Linked DNA regions of Homo sapiens: region 1 is linked to region 2. A link is a contact called in ENCODE Hi-C or POLR2A ChIA-PET data. All regions are on one chromosome and are shown on one strand. Each heading gives the region's core, a stretch centred on a gene start or an enhancer-like site at or near the end of the contact. The rest is flanking DNA. Distances are from core to core; before and after follow the strand shown. Region 1 holds the start of CCDC9B (coiled-coil domain containing 9B). Region 2 overlaps BUB1B-PAK6 (BUB1B-PAK6 readthrough).

Region 1 (6,646 bases), core at 1-2,500, 110 kb before region 2:
TCTTCAGTAATAAATTAACCTTAGCTTACTGTAACCTTTTTACTTTATAAACTTTTTAATTTAAAAAAACTTTTTGACTCTCTTGGTAATAACCCTTAGCTTAAAACACAAACAAAACACATTGTACAGCTGTACAAAAATATTTTCTCTTTATATCCTTATTCTATAAGTTTTTTTGCTATTTTGAAACTTTTTCTTTTTTTTAACTTTTTAAACTTTTTTCTCAAAATCTAACACACACACATTAGCCTAGGCCTACACAGAGTCAGAATCATCAACATCACTGTCTTCCATTCCACATATTGACCCACTGGAAGGTCTTCAGGGGCATTAACAGGCCTGCAGCTGTCATCTCCTATGCTAACAATGCCTTCTGGATTTCCTCCTGAAGGACCTGCCCGAGGCTGTTTTACAGTTCACTTTTTTTTGTTGTTGTTGTAAGTAGAAGAAATACACTCTAAAATAATGATAAAAAGTATAGTATAGTAAATACATAAGCCAGTAACATAATTGTTAATTATCATTATCAGGTATTCTGTACTGTGCACACTTGTATGTGCCATACTTTTGTGCGGCTGTCATGCCGTAGGTCTGTTTACACAAGCGTCACCATAAGCACATAAGTAGTGCCCTGTGCTACCATGTTATAATGGCTACAATGTCACTAAGCCATAGGAATTTGTAGCTCCATTATAATCTTATGGGACCACCATCATATATGTGGTCCATTGTTGAGTGAAACGTCATTATATGGTGCATGACTGCACAGAGAAGACAATGTCCAACCTAAAAGAATGAATGACTATTGTTGTCATTTTAGGGATGTGGTAGTACTTGGTAGTCTAGGGGAGGTGAGCTTCTTGATCCCTTTGAATTACTTAAACCAAGGCTGATGAGGAGAAGGAGCAGGAGAGGGCAGGCGCATCTGTGTGCTGTAGGCCTTTTTCTACTCATGGGAGGCACAGAGGCCTACGCTGGCTGCCCATCTTGTCTGCAGGCAGGCCCAGGCTGGGGTCCTGCTGGGGCCTAGGCAGCCAGGCCTCCTGTGTAGGCTTGACCCACCAGGGAGAAGTCCCTACCAGTCTGTCTGGGGACGCTGGGGTGGGGCAGGGAGAGGTGCTAGGCAGGACCAGCCAGCTGCCAGTGCCCTGGTCCTCGCCCTCTGAGAGTGGAAGGGTGGGGGTGGCGGCCCGACGTTCCTGGCTGGGAGCCCAGAGGAGTCTTTTGTAATCACAACATGATCTCGTGTGCTGAGCAGCGAAGCCGGCAGGGAGAGGCCGGCAGAGGCCCGGCTCCGGTGGCTCCAGCTTTCCTCCCACTCTGGCTCCCCAGGGGCTGCTCTGGAATTCTCTCGGTGCCCGCCGTTGCCATGCACTCGGCTGTGAGTGGCAGTCTGCCTTTGGCAGGGGGCTTCTTGGGACTGGGAGGGGGCTGGGATACCAGGCAGCCACCCTCTGGGGGCAGCTGGGGACAGCTGGGGCTGGGAGGAAGAAGGCTGTGACTAGGGTCACAACAGAGAACCTGCATCCAGACAGAGAGGAACCTGGAATCTTGATGCAGAGACATGGCTTGCCCAGGGTGACTCCTGGGCTGGGGCCGCCAGGGGAGCTGGCTCTCTCCGCCCCGACTACCAGCAGCTTTCGGCCTGGAGAGGCTGGGCCCCTGGGAGCGGCTCTTTCCTCCAGGCTGGGCACAGGCCTAGGTGCGGGGTCCAGGGCCTGAGAGCCCAGGACGGAGCCAGGGCCTCTCCTTTTTCTCTGGTTGTGGATCTGGGAGCCAAACAGCTCCCCCCTCGACCTCCCGAATCCCCTGGCAGCTTCCCAGTCACGGCAGGTTCCGCTGCCAGAGCCATTTATAACTCCCATTCCAGGCTCTGCTCGGCAGTGAAGCTCCCTGGAGAGCTGGGGGAGGGGCACCCCACTGCTGGGAGCTGTGGCTTGGGGTATGAGGCCCTGACCTGAGCCCCCTGAGGAGGCAGGGACAGGCAGACGGGCCTAGCTGGAATGGGGGCTTGGGGCCTTATTTGGGCCATCTCCCTAAGCAATCCCCTTCCTTCCTGGGTGACCTTAGCTGTGGGTCTGGGATCTCTTCCTTGGGTGGTGAAAATGTGAAAGCTGGGGACTGGTGAGAGGGGGACCCGGAAGTCAGGAGCTTGGGTTCCCTGCCTCTGCAGGGAACTCCCAGAGCCGAGTCCCCCATGAGCAGGCAGGAGAAGGACGCAGAGCTGGATCGGAGGATAGTTGCCCTGCGCAAGAAGAACCAGGCCTTGCTCCGCAGGTACCAGGTGAGTGGGCTGCCACAGGGCCAGGAGAAACCACTTGGCTGCCGCTCCCTGTGCCCCACACGTGGTGGTCTCCCTGCAGGCTCAGCAATGCGCCTCTGGGGCTGGGGCCAGGGGTAGGGTGGGCATGGTCCCTCTTAGAGGCTTGGTGAGGGTCCTGGGGATGTGTGATGTGGCGCCTCTGCCCCCTGGTGTCCCACTGGTGTCTCTCTGTGTAGGCCTATCAGCATCTATGTCTCTGTGCACCTGGGGGGCCATGGCGTGTGCTGACCCCCAGCCCTCCCACAGGAGATCCAGGAGGACCGTCGGCAGGCAGAGCAGGGGGGGATGGCTGTGACCACACCAGCACTCCTCCAGCCTGATGGCCTCACCGTTACCATCAGCCAGGTTCCCGGTGTAAGCCTCACCCTGGGAGACAGGGCTCGTAGCAAGGAGGTGGAGGCCCAGACCATGTCGGGGAAAGACAGCTGCCTCTGTTCCCCTCTCCTACTAACTATTCTGGGGTGCACCTGCCAGCTCCCAACCTCCTGCAGTCGGACCACTGCTGTCCCCACCAAAGAGCCACAGCTGAAAGCCCCCCTACCCCCAGTAGATGCATCTTCATACCCTTTTCCAGTCCACAGCCCTGCGCCTATGCCACAAAGCACAGGCCACTCCTAAACCTCAAGCCCCAGGGGCTAAAACCCTGCAGGAAGTGGGGGACAGAGAAGTTGGGGCTGAATGCCAGGAGCAGTGTCTGAGGGACAGAGACCCATTGTTTGAGTGCTCTGGGTTTCCCAGCTCAGAGATGACGGGCCACTGTGGCATCTTGGGCCGCTGGGTGGCCCTGGGCCCTGGATAACCTCATGCCATTGGCATGTGAACACCCTGTGGGAGTCAGCTCTTCTGTGGGGAATGCAGGGAGGGCTGGGGTTGGAACCCAGGCCTGGGGAACCACCGAGAGGACCCAGCACCCAGGTCCTGCCCAGCACTGCCCATGTGGCCTGAGGGTCTTTGTTCTGCAGGAAAAGCGGGTGGTTAGCAGGAACTGGGCAAGGGGTACCTGTGGACCCAGAGTGACCAACGAGATGCTTGAGGATGAGGATGCTGAGGACCACGGGGGTACTTTCTGCTTAGGGGAGCTGGTGGAGCTGGCTGTGACCATGGAGAACAAAGCAGAGGTGAGCAGGGTGGTGGGGAGTGCAGGCATCGGCAGGCAGCCTCTTCCTCCCTGGCTCTGCTGCACTGCCCATCTTCATCCTCCCCAGGGCAAACGGATTGTAAGTGAAAAGCCTACCAGAGCAAGGAACCAAGGCATAGAGGGGTCACCTGGAGGGCGTGTGACCCGAAGCCCCCCCACGCAGGTGGCCATCAGCTCAGATTCTGCACGGAAGGTGTGTCTTCAAGAGGGGATGGGGACATGGATCTGAAGGTCCTCACTTGGGGGAGGCAGAGAAGCTGAGTCAGATATGTCCCTCATTTGCGGGGACGTGGCCAAGGGAGCACATGCAGGAGTTCCTGCTCCTCCTCCCTTTCTCTGGCCAGTCTCTACTTTGGGTGGGCCTTGAAGTGGGAGACAGTTTAAGCCAAAGATGTGATCCAGCCCCCTCCCCTATTTAGCCCTGCTGATGGTGGCATGGGAGTTGGGGAGGGGGCAGGAGGGTGGAGTTGACTGGCCAAGTGCCAGGTGTGACCTCTAGGTGGCAGCAGCCCCTAGTCCTTGCCCTTGCTCACAGCTTCCAGGGCCCCTCCCACTCCGGCCCGTCTGCATACCCCTGCAACACCCCTGTGGGTTGGTGCTACGGAGATCCTCCCCATTTTACACGAGGAAATGAGACACAGAGAGGTTAAATTACTTATGTAAAACACACAGCTAACAAGTGGATGGAAACCATTTCCACGGGAGAGCTGGAACAGGCCTAATTTTTAGCTGGAGATGTGGAAACCTTGAGAGAGGAAGCGCCTGGAGTCTCCAAACCCCACCCCAAGCCTCTTCCTGCTTCTCCCCCTCACTCTGAGTGTCTTCTCCCTACAGGGTTCTTGGGAGCCCTGGAGCCGGCCGGTGGGGGAGCCCCCGGAGGCGGGCTGGGACTATGCCCAGTGGAAGCAGGAGCGGGAGCAGATCGACCTAGCCCGCCTCGCCCGGCACAGAGACGCACAGGGTGACTGGCGCCGCCCGTGGGACCTGGACAAGGCCAAGTCCACGTGGGTGGCTGGGTTGGGCAGGTTGCCTGTGGTGCGGGATGGAGCTGGCTTCGGGCACTGCTGGGAGGGCTGCAGGGACCCTCCTCGGGGTTGAGAGGACCTTGCTGGGCATTCTGGTCGAGCCCAGGGTTCAAGGCTCTGGGTCTCCCATCTTTCTTGGGCCCACCATCTCCCTGCTGCCTTCAATTCTGGGCCTGGGCTTCGGGGAGGGGGGTGTCAGGGTGGGGCCCGCGGCAGCTTCTGTGCACCAGCAACCTGACTCCCTCTGTCTACACAGGCTACAGGACTGCAGCCAGCTGAGGGGAGAAGGCCCGGCCAGGGCAGGCAGCAGAAGGGGTGAGCCCACACCTACCTCATCCCTCCCCTCCTTGGCTTTGTTCATCTTTCACCCCCTTGTCCTCTCTTTTCTCTGTCTCTTAGTCTCTTATTTTCAGAGCTGAAAGGAAGCGTTGGAGAACATCTTCCTTCCTCTCCCTCACTATCAGAGGAGGGCACCAAGACCTCCCATCCTCCCCTCTGAGCCCACAGCTCTTGTCCAGGTTCTGAGCAGAAGGCCCCAGAAGGAGGCTCAGTGGAAGCCGGCCCGGGGTCTCTTTGAGGTCCCTAAAGGGTGAAAGTCCTGGTGGTCCTTCCCCAGACCTACTGTAGAAACAGCTCTGTGGAGTTCTGGTCCCCTTGTTTTATATATAAAGAAGCTGTGGCCTGAGAGTTGGGGCCAGACACCTAGCCATGGAGTGGCAAAGCTAGCACAGGACCCTATTCTCCTGACCCCCAGGCGAGGGCGCTTTTGGGGAGGCAAAACCCACGACTGGCCCCGAGGACTGACAGCTTCCTGAGGCTGGAAGAACTGGTGTTCCTGTTTTGGATCCTTTGTCACCCCACCTTTCCCCACTTCTTTTGTCCCCCGCAGGTCCCAGGAGCCACCAGAAACTACAGCCCCCACCATTGCTCCCTGATGGAAAAGGTGAGTTGGGGAGGAGGAGGGGCCAGGTCTCGTCAGCTAAAGATGGAGCCGGCTGCTATGGGCCTCTTCTCTCCTTGGCCGACCATCTCTTGCAGGTCGGGGCGGGCAAGCCAGCAGACCCTCGGTGGCACCAGCCACAGGCAGCAAAGCCCGGGGCAAGGAGAGGCTGACTGGCAGGGCCCGAAGGTAACAGGTGGCAGGGGACAAAATCAAGACGGGCATGTGGGTGTCCCAATTTCCTGGACCAGTACAGGCCCAGGTGCCAGCTCCATCCCTGGGGCCCCTGCCTCCTGGCTGACTGCTGCCTGGCAGGTTAATGAGATGCTGGGAGAGGCCATTAGCAGAGGCTGCAGCGAGAGCCTGGTGCCCGGGGAGGCTGGTGGTAATTACAGCAGCTCCCTTCCCCTGGGAAATGAGGTATGCCTTTCCCAGGCATTGCAGGCGGGGACATGCCTGGAGTCCCCACAGAACTCAAGGTGCTGCAAGTTTGGCCATAAACAGCAGCTGGGGACCCAGGATGGGCCCAGAGTGCGTGGTATTCAGAGGAAATAGTTGGATTTAGGGAACAAGGTCAGGCTTGGTGGGGGAAGCATCCTGGAGCCACATTCTGGCTCTGATCCCAGTCTGAGACCCTTGGGCTTTGGCTTCTGCCAGGAGTTTCTTTGGCAAGGAGATGGAGGCCCAGAGGAGGTGGAGGCCCCTCCTCTCTGGTCCTGCCATGGCTGCTCCTCTCTGCTGAGGGCTATGGGGCTCTAGGGAGAGTCTGGGTCACCCCTGGGATTTCTCCACTGCTCAGTGTGAGGCCTAAACCATGGGGTCCCAGCTCAGCCTTCCTCACTGGCTCTCAACTCCACCCCACCCCTCTATTCAGGCAGGGGGACATGGCTCTGGAGTGAAGTGGGGTGGGGCGTGCCATGAGCTGTGTTTCTACAGGTGGGATATGAAGGAAGACAAGGAGGAGCTGGAAGGTCAGGAGGTAGGTACTTGGGTATAGGATGGGGCAGGCTGGGGACGCGAGCCCTGGATTCATCAGCCACCGGGGCTATTCTCTTGTTTCAGGGAAGCCAAAGCACCAGAGAGACTCCCAGTGAGGAGGAGCAAGCCCAGAAGCAGAGCGGGATGGAGCAGGGCCGACTGGGGAGCGCCCCTGCAGCCAGCCCAGCCCTGGCATCCCCAGAGGGGCCGAAGGGGGAGTCAGTGGCTTCCACAGCCAGCTC
Region 2 (6,241 bases), core at 1,805-4,304:
ACTTCAATTTCCTCATCCATAAAATGGGGATGATTTCACCTGCCTCACAGGGCTGTGGAAATTAAAGGAATAAAGTTTCTGGCACAGAGACTGCTCATCTTGATCCCAATAAACATTAGTTTTTATCCACCCCTCCACTGATGGCAGATTAATCTTCCCAAATCATGACCCTAGGCACCTTCTGTGCAAAGGTCTCAAGCTGCATGCGTAGACATTTTGATTGAACGCAGTGTTAGATGTCATGGCATTAAACATAAGAATTTCAATTTGTGGCCAGGCACAGTGGCTCACGCCTGTAATCCCAGCACTTTGAGAGGCTGAGGCGGGTGGACCATGAGGTCAAGAGATTGAGACCAGCCTGGCCAACATGGTGAAACCTCATTCCACTAAAAATACAAAAATTAGCTGGGCGTGGTGGCACATGCCTGTAATCCCAGCTACTTGGGAGGCTGAGGCAGGAGAATTGCTTGAACCCGGGAGGCGGAGGTTGCAGTGAGCCAAGATTGTGCCACTGCACTTCAGCCTGCGCGACAGAGCGAGACTCTGTCTCAAAAGAAAAAAAAAGTTCAATTTGTGGTCAATATGAAACATTTTCCCTTTAACTAGGTTATCAGTTCCTTTTGGAGAGGAACTCTGTATTTTTCTTCTTTTTGTATCTCAATGTAATTTTGTGTGTAAACTTATAAATAATCCACTTCTGCTCTGTCTCACTAAGGAATGATCCAGGAAATGCAAACTAAAACAAAAGGGATATACCACTCCCTGTCATTATACAGTGAAAAAAAAATGGCAGGTGGGAGAGTGAATTGGTACAGTCTTCTTGGAGGGCAATTTTACAGTCTTGACCAAAATTTCAAAATGTGTATGTACTTGATCCAGCAAATGCACTTCTAGGAATCCAAGTTAAGAAATAGTTGCACATCGGCCTGAAGATATTTGTATAAGAATATTCATGGTAGCACTGTTTGTAACTGCAAAGAATTTGAAGCCACCAAAATGTGCATCAATTGGGCAGATTAATTGGGTGACAGATCTATACAGGATGGTACATCCCCATGCAATGAAGTATCTGCAGCCTTAAAATGAATGAGTTTTGTCAGTCGGTATGTATGTACCAGCTATGTGTGTACCGGTATGCATGTACATACGTATGTATGAGGAAGGATGACCACGATAGTTGAGCAAAAAGACCAGGTTTATCAATGTTAACTTGAAAATGAGATGGCATAATCTCATATAAGTTTTTTTATTTAAAGATATTTCTATATCTGTATGTTTAAACCGCAAACTGTCAATGTGGTTATCCTTGGAAATAGGAGTGGTGGTGAGAGGGGTCTTTCACTTTGGACTTTTTACACTCTTGCATTGTTTCAGTGAACATGTACTGTTGTATTTAAACAATACAAAAGTAAAAATAAAGGAATGTATGTTTTTAAAACTAATAATAGGCCAGACGCAGTGGCACACGCCTGTAATCCCAGCACTTTGGGAGGCCGAGGTGGGTGGATCACCTGACGTCAGGAGTTCGAGACCAGCCTGGCCAACATGGCGAAACCCCGTCTCTACTAAGAATACAAAAATTAGCTGGGTGTGGTGGTGGGCACCTGTAATCTCAGCTACTCAGGAGGCTGAGGCGGAGAATTGCTCGAACCCGGGAGGTGGAGATTGCAGTGAGCAGACTGTGCCATTGCATTCCAGCCTGGGCAACAGAGCGAGACTCAGTCTCAAAACAAACAAACAAACAAACAAACAAACCCTAATAATAGAAAACCAAGAGCTATGAAGAGTACCTAAAACTTGTATATTTGAACATTTTCCTCTGCAAAGTCCACTTTAAGGCAATGTGGGGATATGGAAAACACTTTTTCTTCCTTCATGTCTTTCAAATTTTCAGAAATGTTGTTAGAGGGAGGGGCAACATGAAGATGTGAAGGCACTAAGGCAGGAGATAGAGTTTATTACGTTAAATTCAAAACACTATCATCTTATTCAGATAATAATTACAATGACTCTCTTTAAGAAATGTAACATTTCTAAGTTTCTGCCAGTTTATGAGAAGCAGGCGGAAATTCCTGAAGAAACATCAACAATTTCATAAATCAAGAAAAATCATGTTTTCCAGATTTCTGCTATAGTAGCTAGCAGAGATAATAGCCATTTCATGAAAGGAACTGAGAACTAAACAAACCAGCTCTCCTGAATCTGCATCAGTCAGGTTCTCTGTTAGCCTGGAGAATCAAGTCCAGGACAGAAGCTATGGCAGTCCTGGGGTCTCTAAGCAACAGGACTGACTGCAGTCCCACAGATCACCCCTGCCTGGATGAGAGATGCTCCCACCATGCTGTCCACCTAGTGCATCCTTGCAGGGAAGGAGTCTGATTGGCTGGCTCAGGTCATATGCCTGTCTCTCAGGGAGGGTATCCTGGAGAGAGTGCTTCTGTTATCACACGATATAGGGAGGAAAGTTAGGGTGCTGTTACTAAACCAAAGGGGAATGGGTGCTGGAGACCAAAGGGGACCAGCCAATGATTGCCACAGCATCTTTGCCTCTTTTTCTAATTATTTTCAATTCCTGAGTGTGATAATCAGCCACTGTTGATATTCGATTCCTGTCTTGTGAAACTGATGGCCTGTGCAAACTGAGACCAGTTCCTCTATTCTATCATGTTTCTTGACTTCCTGATTTGATGAGAGGATCTGCAAATTTAGAACCATTTTTTCCACAGGCTGTAGAAAGGGGGGCTCCACCGGCCTGCAAAGGTATGGCTGCTGCTGCAGTGGGCAGGCCAGCAGATGCCTGTGTTTTTGGGCCAGTGGTCGGCCCTGGTGCTTAGCACATGGCAGGTGCTCATGTAAACTTTGTTGAAGGAATGAATGAACATCTTTAGAGGTTCTGTGCTCTAGCCACCCTCCTTAGAATGCGTGAATCCCAGAGCTGAAAGGCACTCTAGGGATATCAGCCCTGTCCCTCCTTCTACAGGTGAGAAAACCACAGCCCCAAGAGATTAGGTGACTCAGCAAAGCCTCAGAGAAAATTAAAGGCAGTCAGGAACTCAGCTGTTCCTCCTCACAGATCCATGAAGTTCCCTTTGCTGCCGACGGCAGCCCCATGCTAGCAGCAAGCTCTGAGTGTGACAGATCTGTAATTTGGACAAAGGCAGTGGTGGTGCTGTCACCACAGACATTTCTGCCTTTGAATCTTGGCTCCCAGGGATTTGCAGCCGCATGAATCAGTCAAGCCAGTGTCCTTACAATTTCTTAAAGTCTTTTACTGTGTTTTTGTTAATGGACATATACAGTACTTGCAGTCTCAAAAGTAATTTGCCTCACCTGCACCGTTTTGGTGAGTTGGATTCAGCTGGAACAACTGTTTATATCAACCTTGTCCCACTGCATGGTTTTAAAGAAACCATCTGGGGATGTGTTTGGAAAGGCCATGTAGCAATGAAGTTCTAAAAATTTTCATAAACTAGTGCTTCCCAAGTTTTCCTAAAGAATAATAAAAACTTTTAGAAACAAAGCCTAGGGCTCCAGTGTGTGGGTAAAATTCCTTTGCTGCCAAATTTTTCTAGATCTTTAGATGCTTCCCCACACTCCACACCCGCTTGTGCTGCATGTACAGAGGGTGCCTCACTCAGGCCTTCTGATGGGCCTGTCTCCACCCACCTACACTAGTCAGCGCCTCTCACCGCAGGGCCAGGAAGGGAGGAACAGATTCTGTTCTCCTTCCTTCCCACCATCCCAAGCCAGGGCAGGTTCCGGAAAGGAAGGGCTTGATTAATGAGCAGGTGTTGCCACTGAAGGCCTGTATATCCCACACTCCAGAGCTGGTCTTACCTTGGCGGCACTCGTCAGCCCTGCGCCTCCGGGAGAGCTAGGCCAGAAGCAGGGGCTCTACCTTCAAGAGATTTTTCTCAAGCTCCTTCCTTGGCAGGGAGGGTACAGAGGAACAGACGCTTCCTGGACATCTGCCTGCTCCCAAAGTATTGGCAGCAAAGTGGGGGATGACTAGGTCAAGTCCTGGGGTCCTCAGTGGGAAGGAAGTTTCAGGGCCTTGTCAGATAGGTCCCTTGCATGCCCTCCCCTGTGGCCCTGCTCCAGCTGTCCTCCTGTGGGCAAGGTGTGTGGAGGATGCTGGCAGGGGCCAAGGGTGGGCACAGTCAGTGACAAGAGACTCAAGTGGCCAACGTCAGCAGACAGCCGGAGAGGGTAGCAGGTGGGCAACATTTGGCAAGGTCTTCCCTTTTTACCCAATCTCTAGTCACAATGCTACACAAGATATGAGGGAGGGGAGCACAGGCCAGAATCTCATCAATATTAGAAGTGGCCCTGGCAAGCGACTCTGCTGTTGACTTCCAGAACAGTTTTCCCTCAGGAAAACGGGTTTTCAGGCTGGGCGTGGTGGCTCGTGCCTTAATCCTGGCACTTTGGGAGGCCAAGGCGGGAGGATTGCTGGAGTCCAGGAATTCGAGACCAGCCTAGGCAACAGTGAGACCTCGTCTCACAAAAAATAAAATTAGCCAGGCATGGTGGTGCACATCTGTAGTCCCATCTACTTGGGAGGTTGAGGCTGCAGTGAGCTGAGATTTGGCCATTGCACTCCAGCCTGGGCAACAGACCTCGTCTCACAAAAAATAAAATTAGCCAGGCATGGTGGTGCACATCTGTAGTCCCATCTACGTGGGAGGTTGAGGCTGCAGTGAGCTGAGATTTGGCCATTGCACTCCAGCCTGGGCAACACAGTGAGACCCTCTCTCTCGAAAAAAAAGAAGAGGGGTTTTCAAGTAAGTGAACAGGGAATGAAATTCTTTTTGCCAGGAACAGGTGTATGGAATTGTGAAAATACTTAAAAGATGGGGGTGGCAGCAGCTGAAAACCCTTTTATGTGAAGTCTCCAACGAGTCAGGCATAGTACATCTAGGCTCTTTCCATCTGTGATTCCATGGAATTCTTAAAACACCATGAAGTAGTTATCATTACCCCAAGTTCTACAGATAAGGAGTCTGAGGCTCAATGCATTTACACATCTTGTCCCAAATCAGGAAGTGGCAACGCCCTGGCTTTCCTTGTGACACCAAATGGCTGAGGCAGGAACTCACTGGGAGCTTTGACTTGACTTGTTTCTGGGTGACTGAACAGATGGCTGAGAGGGAGCCACTCAATCAGGGTCTGGCCACAGCCTGCCGTGACAGGGGCTGTGGGTACTGCTGCAAGGGATGTGCCTCCCTTTGTGCTGGCTGGACGGAGGCCTACACCTCAGTCGGGAGTCAGCTCTCAATCGCCAAAGGCTCAGTGGCTGGCAGCAGGCCCGGCAGAGGCCTAGCCTGTGGATGAGCCTTTCCCGGGAGCAGCCCCTATGGGAGGGGCTGGCCCATCTCTGTCAGAGCAGGAAAAGTGGGTGACTACCAAAGACTGGCTGGGACTACACTAGGGATAGGACCAAAATTAAAATCCTTTTGTCAGTGAAAGCGTCACCCCTGCAGACCCTGACCAGATGACCTTAGGAGTGGGGCTGGTCCAAGGGGCATCTGGGGCTTGACTCTGAGGAGTTAATGGCAAAGTGAGGAGCTGCCCAGAAGCCAGTCTGAGCAGAGCTGCAAACTGTAGAGTCCCAAGTCCTGGACTCACAAGTGTGTCCTCTTTCTGGCATATGATGGGATGGGCCTCTGCCATCTCAGCCCCAGCCCACCAGGAGCAGAGTCTTCTTGATACACCTGTTTCTAGGACTGCTGCTAAGCCTGGTGGCATAGGTAGTGCAAAGGAGCCAGAAGACACCCCAGGGGTCCCCAGCCCCTGGGCTGTGGACTGGTACTGGTCTGTGGCCTGATAGGAACCGGGCTGCATAGTAGGAGGTGAGCAGCAGGCAAGCATGCATTACTGCCTGAGCTCTGCCTCCTGCAAGGGGCATTAGATTTTCATAGGCATGCGAACACTATTGTGAACTACGCATGCAAGGGATCTAGGTTGAGAATTTAGTTTCACCCCGAAACCATCCCCCACCATCCCCCATCTGTGGAAAAACTGTCTTTCATGCGACTGGTCCCTGGTGCCAGAAAGATTGGGGACCACTCAAAGAGGGTTCCAAAGGTCTCTACAAAGCCTGCAGTGAAACACTATTTTTTTGAGCACATACTTTAGATTATGTGCTGTGCTGAACCCTTGCCATACACTAACTCATTTAATCCTCACAATACAATTAACCCATTCAACAAATATCTACCGAGTACCTGCTAGGTACAAT

What was found. Hi-C counts contacts between places; a loop is a spot of excess contacts on that map. ChIA-PET counts read pairs that join two places held with the same protein, here RNA polymerase II (POLR2A). Pooled maps may share reads with other maps.
Region 1: a loop to region 2 is called in a pooled map, with 2.0 times the contacts of the local background. The contact joins the promoter of CCDC9B here to the enhancer-like site in region 2. A Hi-C loop is called at or near these places in 1 of 50 pooled maps. POLR2A ChIA-PET finds 5 or more read pairs at or near these places in 4 of 52 experiments (HEK293, MCF 10A, Panc1 and 1 more).

What each region holds. Positions count from the first base shown.
Region 1 is chr15:40,335,543-40,342,188 of GRCh38, reverse strand. CCDC9B (coiled-coil domain containing 9B) reads left to right here and starts at 1,250. Exons shown (of 11, transcript NM_207380.3): 1 at 1,250-1,381; 2 at 2,174-2,284; 3 at 2,570-2,677; 4 at 3,286-3,441; 5 at 3,529-3,654; 6 at 4,296-4,465; 7 at 4,743-4,801; 8 at 5,376-5,429; 9 at 5,525-5,615; 10 at 6,363-6,405; 11 at 6,489-6,646. The coding sequence starts at 1,370. RefSeq lists enhancers at 1,354-2,157, 5,067-5,585.
Region 2 is chr15:40,231,809-40,238,049 of GRCh38, reverse strand. All of the region lies in intron 1 of BUB1B-PAK6 (BUB1B-PAK6 readthrough), which reads right to left. The region is part of intron 1 of LOC107984763 (a long non-coding RNA gene); the gene reads left to right. Among named protein-coding and RNA genes, the nearest start is that of PAK6, 4.1 kb to the left of the region's middle. Within about 2 kb of position 3,054, at least 5 of the 41 ENCODE cell types and tissues checked have a DNase peak (open chromatin) inside an H3K27ac peak, as active enhancers do.